Linked DNA regions of Homo sapiens: region 2 is linked to region 1. A link is an interaction called in ENCODE POLR2A ChIA-PET data of the cell type or tissue named here. Cell type or tissue: GM12878. All regions are shown on one strand.

Evidence for each region. ChIA-PET counts read pairs that join two places held together with the same protein. Peaks named below come from ENCODE experiments on the same cell type or tissue, not always from the same donor. Only the 100,000 strongest peaks of a DNase experiment are listed, where the experiment ranks them.
Region 2: POLR2A ChIA-PET joins it to region 1 with 9 read pairs; 2 of 35 experiments call an interaction of 5 or more read pairs at or near these places.

Annotation. Positions count from the first base shown.
Region 1 is chr10:12,319,887-12,324,886 of GRCh38, forward strand. No RefSeq gene overlaps it. Among named protein-coding and RNA genes, the nearest start is that of CAMK1D, 27 kb to the right of the region's middle. RefSeq lists enhancers at 3,137-3,637, 3,638-4,138. In GM12878, no CTCF peak of the experiment used is centred here; no DNase peak of the experiment used is centred here.
Region 2 is chr10:12,506,884-12,511,883 of GRCh38, forward strand. The region is part of intron 1 of CAMK1D (calcium/calmodulin dependent protein kinase ID); the gene reads left to right. Among named protein-coding and RNA genes, the nearest start is that of MIR4480, 69 kb to the right of the region's middle. RefSeq lists an enhancer at 2,568-2,617. In GM12878, no CTCF peak of the experiment used is centred here; a DNase peak (open chromatin) is centred at 2,838.

The DNA.
Region 1 (5,000 bases):
TTTATTATATTTATTGTTCTCTAATACAGACTCTAAGCCCATTATCAATCAATCCAAAAGCCTGTTATCTAGATAATTCTAGACAATGCAAAGTCCTTCATCTAAAATTGAAGCTCCTTGGAGATCAGGTCCCTGGTTACTTTCCCGTTCCTGTTATTTACCATAACAGGCTGGCCTCCTCCCGATTCCCTAAACACTTCTGAGTCTCCTCTGCTCCTTTTTTGTTTTTGTTTTTGAGATGGAGTCTTGCTCTTTTCGCCCGGGCTGGGCTCACTGCCACCTATACCTCCCCAGTTCGAGTGATTCTCCTGCCTCAGCCTCCCAAGTAGCTGGGATTACAGGTGTGCACAACCACGCCTGGCTAATTTTTGTATTTTTAGGAGAGATGAGGTTTCGCCATTTTGGGCAGGCTGGTCTCAAACTCCTGACCTCAGGTGACCCGCCTGCCTCAGCCTCCCAAAGTGCTGGGATTACAGGCAGGAACCACCATGCCCTGCCCCTCTGCTCCTTTGCATGTGCTGTTCTTTCCATCTGGAATTTTCTCAGTCCTTCTCCCTGTCCATCCAGGTCCCCAGGGGTTCAAATCAAGTCCTCTCTACTCTGAGAACATCTTCCCAGTCAAGCCTCTGAATTCCTACAAGCCTTTGTTATATTAAATAATTCTCTGTTATCTAACTTTCTCTGAAGGCATCTGTTTCTGCAACTGGATTGCAAGCACCTTGTCTAGTGTGATGCTTATATATAAGAGTAGTGTTAGTACACTGCAGGTGCTCAATAAATACTGCAGATTATCCTTTTTTTTTGAGATGGAGTCTCGCTCTGTCGCCCAGTCTGGAGTGCAATGGCGTGATCTTGGCTCACTGCAACCTCCGCCTCCCGGGTTCAAGCAATTCTCTGCCTCAGCCTCCCGAATAGCTGGGATTACAAGCGCCCGCCACCATGCCCGTCTAATTTTTTTGTATTTTTAGTAGAGACGGGGTTTCACCATGTTGGCCAGGATGGTCTTGAATTCCTGACCTCGTGATCCACCCACCTTGGCCTCCCAAAGTGCTGGAATTACAGATGTGAGCCACTGCACCTGACCAGATTAGCCCATTTCTAAGCTACTTGTGGCAACATGGTCCTCTATGCGTTTAGGAAACTGTTTTTTTTCTTTGCATGTTTCCCCTCACCCTCCCCAAACAAAGCCATTTAGAGACCAATGGACCAGACCTTGCGTAATCTCAGTGAGCCTGTGAGCATCCCAGATTGAACAGAAATTCAGCTGTAGACCTAGGAGATGTTTATTATCCTCCCTCCTTCTTTTGTTGCTTTTCACACACCTCTGTGCTCGAAAAGAGTCACCTGGTATATGAACTCTACACAGATGCTTGGACTCTTTTGTCCTTTTAACCTAGCAAGGGAAGGAGTTGTAAAGGATAAAGACTTCTTTTTATTACCTTTTAAAATAAATGAAATCGGCCGGGCATGGTGGCTTACGTCTGTAATCCCAGCACTTTGGGAGGCCGAGGCAGGCGGTTCACTTGAGGTCAGGAGTTCACGACCAGCTGGACCAACATGGTGAAACCCCGTCTCCACTAAAAATACAAAAATTAGCTGGGCGTGGTGGCATGCGCCTGTAGTCCCAGCTACTTGGGAGGCTGAGGCAGGAGAATTGCTTGAACCTGGGAGATGGCAGTTGCAGTGAGCTGAGATTGCACCACTGCACTCCAGCCTGGAAGACAGAGCAAGACTCTGTCTTAAAAAAAAAAAAATTAAAAAAAATAATAAAATGAAATAATCTTTCATTTTAGTTATGGAGTTTGAGGAAGAGTGAGGCCTTCCTTACAGAGCTGGGGCCAGCTGTGTTTATACTGAACATCAGGGCCAGGACCTAAGAATGGTGACAGGTGTGGGTGGCCACAAGGTATAGGCAAGAGGTCACAGACTCAGATACCTGCATGGCCAGACATGTAGCAAACTGGGCGGGTGTGAAACAGTAGCTGTGGGTGGGACCAGAGGTGGAAGTACATGATATTTAAGCTTCCTGAGCCCTTACTTGCTCAGGCCTCTGGAGGGACCCTAGCAATTCTGTATTTATAATTTCAATTTATTTTACTTAGAGAAGTCACTCCAACTAATATAAGCTTCAGGCCCGATAAAACCTATCTTTGCCCTTGGTGGAACTCTGGTACCCAACATGCCCTGGCCTAAGTTAAGTTGGATCATTTGGCCTCAAGTGATGACAGCTAATCAGAAGTGTTTCTAGGGCTTTTGGTTTTTCCAGAGCAGGAGGAGTCCAGATTTTTGTATGAAATCTCTGACATTTTAAATGTTGGTAACTTACAGCCAGGCACGGTGGCTCACACTGTAATCCCAGCACTTTGGGAGACTGAGGCATGTGGATCATTTGAGGTCTGGAGTTCAAGACCAGCCTGGGCAACATAGTGAAACCCCATCTTTACTACAAATACAAAAATTAGCTGGGCATGGTGGCACGTGCCTGCAATCCCAGTTACTTGGGAGGCTGAGGCAGGGGAATCACTTGAACCCAGGAGGTGGAGGTTGCAGTGAGCTGAGATTGTGCCACTGCACCCCAACCTGGGTGACAGAGTGAGACTCTGTCTCAAAAAAAAAAAAAAAAAAGTCGGTAACTTAAAACAAAAAACCACTGTGGCCAAACAAGTTGTGTGTATATATAGCAGGGAGTGAACTCGTGGACTGCCAATCTGTGACTTCTGGTTATTTGAGTTCAGAGGAATTACAGAATTGCCAAATTCTGTCATTTGGCTCCATGGCAGGGTCTACCTGCCCTGTGTCCTCTGCCCGTTAGAACATGTTTGGATAGGTCTCTGCCAGGGAGCTTTGATCTTTTCTGTGGCTGCAGCCAACAGCCAGACATCCTCTAAATGTCAGCCACTAGTCACAAGGACAGAAAGCCGACTGAGGGTGCGGGTGGACAAATTGGTGTAAATTCATTTCCACAGTCGGCAAAGCCAACCAAAGCACGTGGTCCACTGACAGTGATGTGGCAGCAAAGTCACTTGAACATGTGAAGACAAAGTGGGGTGGCTGTTGTTCTTCCCGGGCACTGATTAATCATGTAGGTGGGTAACTGTGTCGTGCTCCTCCGGAGGGCTGCAGCCAATGAGTTCAGGGGAGATTTATATAACTGCTCAGACGGAGAGGAAGTCACTTCCCTCTAGCTCCCAAATCCACTTGAGGCCACACACCCAGGCTTTCATAACTGCAGGCTTTCTACCTTGTGAACACTCCTCAGAAACTGCAAAGGGCCCCCAATTAAAGGAGTGACTTCTGTGTGTCATTTCATGTATAGAGCATGATGCTTCTTCTAAAGCTCCCGGGATGACAGGGGACATCAGATGGGGCCACAGGCTGGTATTTGGGGCAGAACGCAACTGTCAAGGATATTGGGGAGAAAGACGAGGCTGATAAGAACAAGGGATTTCGAGTGACAGCCTGTGGGCGTCCTTCCGTTGTCAGCTCAGATCGGCCATAAAGCTGCTTTGAGTGGCTGTGTTTCCATTGCTAATTAGCATGCCGTGGGAGCTGCTTTGCCATAGAGAGGTTTCAGGGCCTGCCGCATGGTTTTTTTTTTTTTTGAGACAGAGTCTCACTCTGTCGCCCAGGCTGGAATGCAGTGGCCCAATCTCGGCTCACTGCAACCTCCTGGGTTCAAGCAATTCTCCTGCCTCAGCCTCCCAAGTAGCTGGGATTACAGGTGCACACCACCACGCCTGGCTAATTTTTGTATTTTTAGTAGAGACGGGGTTTCACCATGTTGGCCAGGCTGGTCTCCAACTCCTGAACTCAAATGATCCGACCGCCTCGGCCTCCCACAGTGCTGGGATTCCAGGCGTGAGCCCTGATGCCCAGCCTGCTGCTTGGCTTCTAAGTAACTAGCAGGATCTGCGGTGGTGGTGAAGCGTGCTTTGCATAAGGCCAGAGCCTAGGGATCTGTTGTATAAACTCCACTTCTGCTTCTGACTGGGGGGGGCGCAATTGCAGAACATTTAAGAGAGCATCCCCCTTCCTGCCCCCCCATGCATGGACTGCTTCTGGAAAGGGCCTATCAGAACCCCCCCCCCCCCACAAAGGGGGCTATTTATTTATTTATTTATAGACGGAGTCTCGCTCTATTGCCCCAGCTGGAGTGCAGTGGCACAATCTCAGCTCACTGCAACCTCTGCCTCCCAGGTTCAAGCAATTCTCCTGCCTCAGCCTCCTTAGTAGCTGGGATTACAGGCGCACACCACCACGCCCAGCTAATTTTTTTTTTTTTTTTTTTGGTATTTTTAGTAGAGATGGGGTTTCACCATGTTAGCCAGGATGGTCTCTATCTCCTGACCTCATGATCCGCCCACCTTGGCCTCCTCTCGAAGTGCTGGGATTACAGGTGTGAGCCACTGTGCCCGGCCAATTTATTTATTTTTTTGAGACTGACTCTCACCCTTGCATCCAGGCTGGAGTGCAGTGGCAATATCTCAGCTCACCGCAACCTCCACCTCTCGGATTCAAGCGATTCTCCTGCCTCAGCCTCCCAAGTAGCTGGGACTACAGGCTCCCACCTTCTTGCCCAGCTAATTTTTGTATTTTTTAGTAGAGACTGGGTTTCACCATGTTGGCCAGGCTGGTCTCGAACTCCTGACCTCAAGTGATCCGCCTGCCTCAGCCTCCCAGTGTTCTGGGATTATAGGTGTGAGCCAGTGCGCCTGGCCAAAAAATCTATGTAGTTGCAGAAAAAGCTGCAGGTTGGGCATGGTGGCACACACTTGTAGTCCTGGCTACTTAGGAGGCTGAAGCAGGAGGATTACTTGAGCCTAGGAGTTCAAGTCCAGCCTGGGCAATATAGCTAGACCCCATCTCTTAAAAAAAATACAGAAGTTAGCCAGGCATGGTGGTGGGTGCCTATAGACCCAGCTAATTGGCAGGCTGAAGTGGGAGGATCCTTTGATCTCAGGAGGTTGAGGCTGCAGTGAGCTGTGATCATGCCACTGCAC
Region 2 (5,000 bases), 190 kb after region 1:
GGTCACATCATGTCCTTAGTTCCTAGCGTGATGCTCCATGAATGTGTGTGGAATTAATGAAAAAGGAGCAAGGAGATGGACTCTTAATATTTCCCATATAAATATAGAACTGAGAACAGTTTTCAAATTAACTGCACCAATTAATAGAGGAAATGATGTATTGGGTTGTTCGTTGGAATGCTGAGTGGCTCATTAAAAAATGTAATGACAGGCAAGGATGAATTTCTGAAAAGTTCTGAGAAGTTTGCAGCTACTGTGTGAACACCACCTGGACTTTTCTTGCAGCCTTGTTTACCTGTGACTCTTTATTCCCAGGATCATGTGCAAAATGTATCTCACAAGCTAATACACGGAGTGGAGAAACACAAAGAGGCTAAAAGAGCTCTTGAAGTCTGGGACCTAGTGGCAGTAGGTTTCTTATATAAGCTTGGATGGTGCCTGCAGGCTATAGGTTGTTGCTTAGAGGATTCTGTCCTTAGAAACAGGGAACTGGCCAGCAGCAGGGAAGCACCCTTTTTGTTTTTAATTTCTGTTAATCAGATGGGGGAGTACGTTGTGTCTAAGGGGAATTTCACCTCCTGGTTTCTTCTGCTAGAATAATTTCCCTGTAATATCAGGAAATCCTATTTTTCCTTTTTCAGGAATGACAGAGGGCGAGTGGGTGATCTAGTAGATTGATTTAGGCCCAGCAACTGTGTGCCTCTGTGTAGGTTTTTGGCTGAGGGCCGCCCGGAAGAAAGGATGCTTGTTCACATTGCACAGAGGCACTGCGGATGGGCTTGTGGTGTCCTGAGGTTTGCGTTTCTTGAAAACCACCAGCCCGGTCCCTCCCCTGTTTCTCAGCTGGGCCCTTCCTGTGGTTCCCAATTCTTTTATTTCTCTCGTGTTAATTCCTTGCCGTCTGCCTTGCATAATGCATTTGTCTTTTTCTGTCTCCAGTGGCAGGGAATTTTGATCCTTGCTTCTTTCCTGTGTCTGTGGCTGCTTCTCAGGTTTGTATTCTAGAATTCACCCCCTCTTCTCTCATCCCTCTCTTCCCCAAGCCTCTACACACTTTCCAGGCCACATTGTTCCCAGATCTCTGAATGCCCTGGGAAGCTTGTGAAATGCAGAGTCCTGGGTCCTGTCCCTGGCGCGTTGATTTGACAGGCCTGGGGTAGGACTGAGATGCTGGTGTTTTTAACGAGCATCCCGAGACACTTGGAGAAACAGCTCTAGGAAGACGATTCCCAAATCCAGATGCTGCCTGTTCTCAGGGAGAAATCCTGCTTTCCAGCTCTGTGCTATGTATGTCCTTGGCACCTCAGCTGAATCTTTCTGGAAGTAAATGCATCGCTATTCATGAAGGCCAAAAGGTGGAAACAACCCAAATTTCCGTTGACGGATGAAAGAGCAAACAAAATGTGGTCTCTCCATGCAGTGGAATATTATGCAACCTTACAAAAAAAGGAAATTCTGACCCATGCTGCTGCATGGGTGAAACCTGAGAATGCGCTAAGCGAAACAGGCCAGACACAAAAGGACAAATGTCCTATGATTCCACTTACTCAGGTACCCAGAATAGACAACTTCACAGTAGGGACAATGGTGGTTACCAGGGACTGGGGGGAAGGGAAATGGGGACTTCTTGCTCAGTGGGCACAGTTCCCATTGGGAAGATGAAAAAATTCTGGAGGTGGACGGCGGTGATGGTTGGACAACAATGTGAATGTACCTAGTGCCACTGAACTCTACAGCTGAAAATGGTAAAAATGGTAAATTTTATGTGACATATATTTTATCACAGTTTTTTAAAAAAGCAAACACATGGGTCTCCTCCCTTTCTCCCTCCCCAACTAAACTCCCCATCCTGAGGCCTCTCTGCAGTTCACATAACCCTGATAAAGCCGAGGGAGAGGGCTTGGGGGACCCACTTGACTTATTTTTTGCACTTAAGCTGAAAGTCATGAAAATGCGGTGTCCTTCTTTCCCGGACTCTCTTTAAGAAGATTAAAGGAAACCACATTCATAAGCCACAAGGACACTCCTGGAAAATTCTTTGTCCTGCTCCCCAAATCTTTTCTGCTTCCGTTTGTCCTGTTCATTGATGGAACCCCGCTGGGAAGGACTGAGGACTGGGCTGGAGTTCTGCTGGTATAAATCACCTTGGAGAGGGGATGTGGGGACAGAGTCTTGACCATTCACAGCTGATTGCATTTTGTCTTGTGCAGAGAGAGCAGTAGGTGCCCAGAGAGAGAGGTCAGGGGGGAACCTTCCTCTGGATAATTGCACGACTTTCCCTTTAGCAGCCGCCAATGGGAAGGGGCCCCAGGCAGAGGCTGTCACCTGGCTTTGCTGAGGTCTGATCTCTACCCTGCTCCAGGCTTCTAATACAGCCATTCTGTGACATGGAACCCAGCTCTTGTTTGAAAAGCCACTAGAGACCAGGTTTGGCCATACCAGTGTTTCATCATTCCACGAGCTGGTCTGGAATGCCAGCTTCCTCTTAGCTGTGAATTTGCTTGTCTGGACACAGGTGGAGTGATGCCACTCTTTTCTGCCAGAACCTTGAGGTTTTAGAATGTGACTTCTAGGACTTCTAGGCTGGGTTCAGTGGCTCACGCCTGTAACCCAAGCACTTTGGGAGGCCAAGGCAGATGGATCACTTGAGCCCAGGAGTTCAAGACCAGCCTGGGAAACATGCTGAAACCCCATTTCTACAAAAACGAAACAAAATGAGTATCCAGGTGTGGTGGTGCATGTCTGTCATCTCAGCTACTCAGGAAGCTGAGGTGGGAGGATGAATTGAGCCTGGGAGGTTGAGGCTGCAGTGAGCCATAAGGGCACCACTGCACTCCAGTCTAGGTGACAGAAGGAGACTCTGTTTCAAAAAGAATGTGACTTCTAAGTGGTTCTTGTCTGAAACCAGGCTCTAGTAAAGTCCTGCCGTTCTACATAATACATGGTAGCAATTTCTCAGTTCACCCAGGACATCATTGGTGATTGTGACTCAAAAGTAGCCACATGGAACTGGGTGAATTACATGAAGGCCTGAGTTAAACAGCCTCCTAGGCTGGGCGCCTGTTTCCTATGTGGGCTGGGATCACTGAAAATAAGATTCTGAGGTGTTACCTGCTTTTATTACTGTAGGAAGGAAAGTCAGGCTTTCAGACAGAAATCATGTAGGCAGATAAGAACCAAACTGAGCCTTCAGTATCAATGAATGTGCCCTGTGGGCCCTTAGCTCAAGATATCCACTGTTCAGTTTAAGAGGGTTTGGGGTTGCTCCCGTCTGTAATCCCAGCACTTTGGGAGGCTAAGGCAGGCGGATCATTTGAGACCAGGAGTTCAAGACCAGCCTGGCCAACATAGCAAAAACTCATCTCCACTAAAAAATACAAAAATTAGCTGGGCGTGGTGGCACATACCTGTAATCCGAGTTACTTGGGAGGCCGTGGCAGGAGAATTGCTTGAACCCAGGAGGCGGAGGTTGCAGTGAGCTGAGATTGTGCCACTGCACTCCAGCCTGGGTGACAGAGCAAGACTCCGTCTAAAAAAAAATAATAATAAAAGAGTGTAGCCACGTGGGCATTTTGAAGCCAGTTCCGAAGTTGTCTAAAGATCTTGTTTAATCATTTCCTTTTACCTACCACACAAACACTCCTTCGAACAAGCACATCTGAGAACTGAATGTATTTTCACTACTGTGGCTGCAAGCAAGTCAGGCAGAATCAGACTCTTTGCCAAGGGAACTTGTGGTCTTGCTGCCAGTGCCACCTCCGGGACCCCCCTACGAATTCAGTGCTTCCCAAGAGTCACCAATGACAGGAGATTTCATTCTGGCCACTCCTGAATGAATCACAGGAGCGGCTTCTGCAGGAAGTGGTGGGGACACAAATGTACAAGCGTGGCATTTTCTGGATTCCTGTGAATTCATTCTGTAGGGAAGACAGTGCCAATGCATGCAAATGAATGCAGATCGACAAGCCTGGAAAAGCCTTAATTCAGCAGAGCACACACAATTGATTTCTCATTTCTTCAAGGCGGTCCCTGCTCTGCTAAGAAACGGAGACTGGAGGAGGGAAAGGACTCGGCTCTGGGAGGCTGTGCAAAAGACTCAGATTCTCAAGCAGGGTGGTTTGACCTCCACTTTTCATTCTTGCAGCACTTACACGGGATGCGGAATTTTAGTTTGCATTCAGTGGCCTGCTTTGTTGTAAATATGCTCACATTTTTCTTCATTGGTATCTGCCTAGCTCCCAATTTAGTATGCTCTGGGTGACGGGGAATCTGGGTTTGGGCAATGGAACGTCTGTCTTCCTCTGCCTTTATGGATTACCATGCAGATGTGGGAGTCAGCTCAGTTACTGCTGACCTGGTAGGGCTGGAGGCCAGAGGTTTTCAACTGTGGCAGCAAATTGGAATCTCCTGGGGAACTTTAAAAATTAATATCCATGGCCAGGCACAGTAGCTTATGCCTGGAATCCCAGCACTTTGGGAGGCTGAGGCTGGACAGTCTCTTGAGCCCAGCAATTTGAGACCAGCCTGGGCAACACAGAGAGACCCTGTCTCTACAAAAAAAAATAATAAATAAACAAATTGGTCAGGTGTGGTGGTGCATGCTTGTGGCCCCAGCTACCTGGGAGGCTAAGGCAGAAGGATCGCTTGAGCCCAGGATGTTGAGGCTGTAGTGAGTGGTGATCGCTCCACCACACTCTAGCCTGGGCAGCAGAGTGAGACCCTGTCTCAAAAAACGAACAAACAAACAAAAAAACCACATATCTGGGTCCTCCTCCAATCCAGTTGGATCAGAATCTTTGGGTGATGCCCAGACATTGTTTATTTGTTTGCTTTAAATCAGTCCCTTGGGTGATTCAAATGTGCTGCAGTATGCAGAACCCATGGGCCGCCCAGAAGGATCGGCTCTCCTGGATAGACACGAGACTTTCTTTCCACTACAGTGATCATGACGATGAATGTATAACCTCTCGCCAAGCCAGCGGCATCTCCAGCAGTGGGGA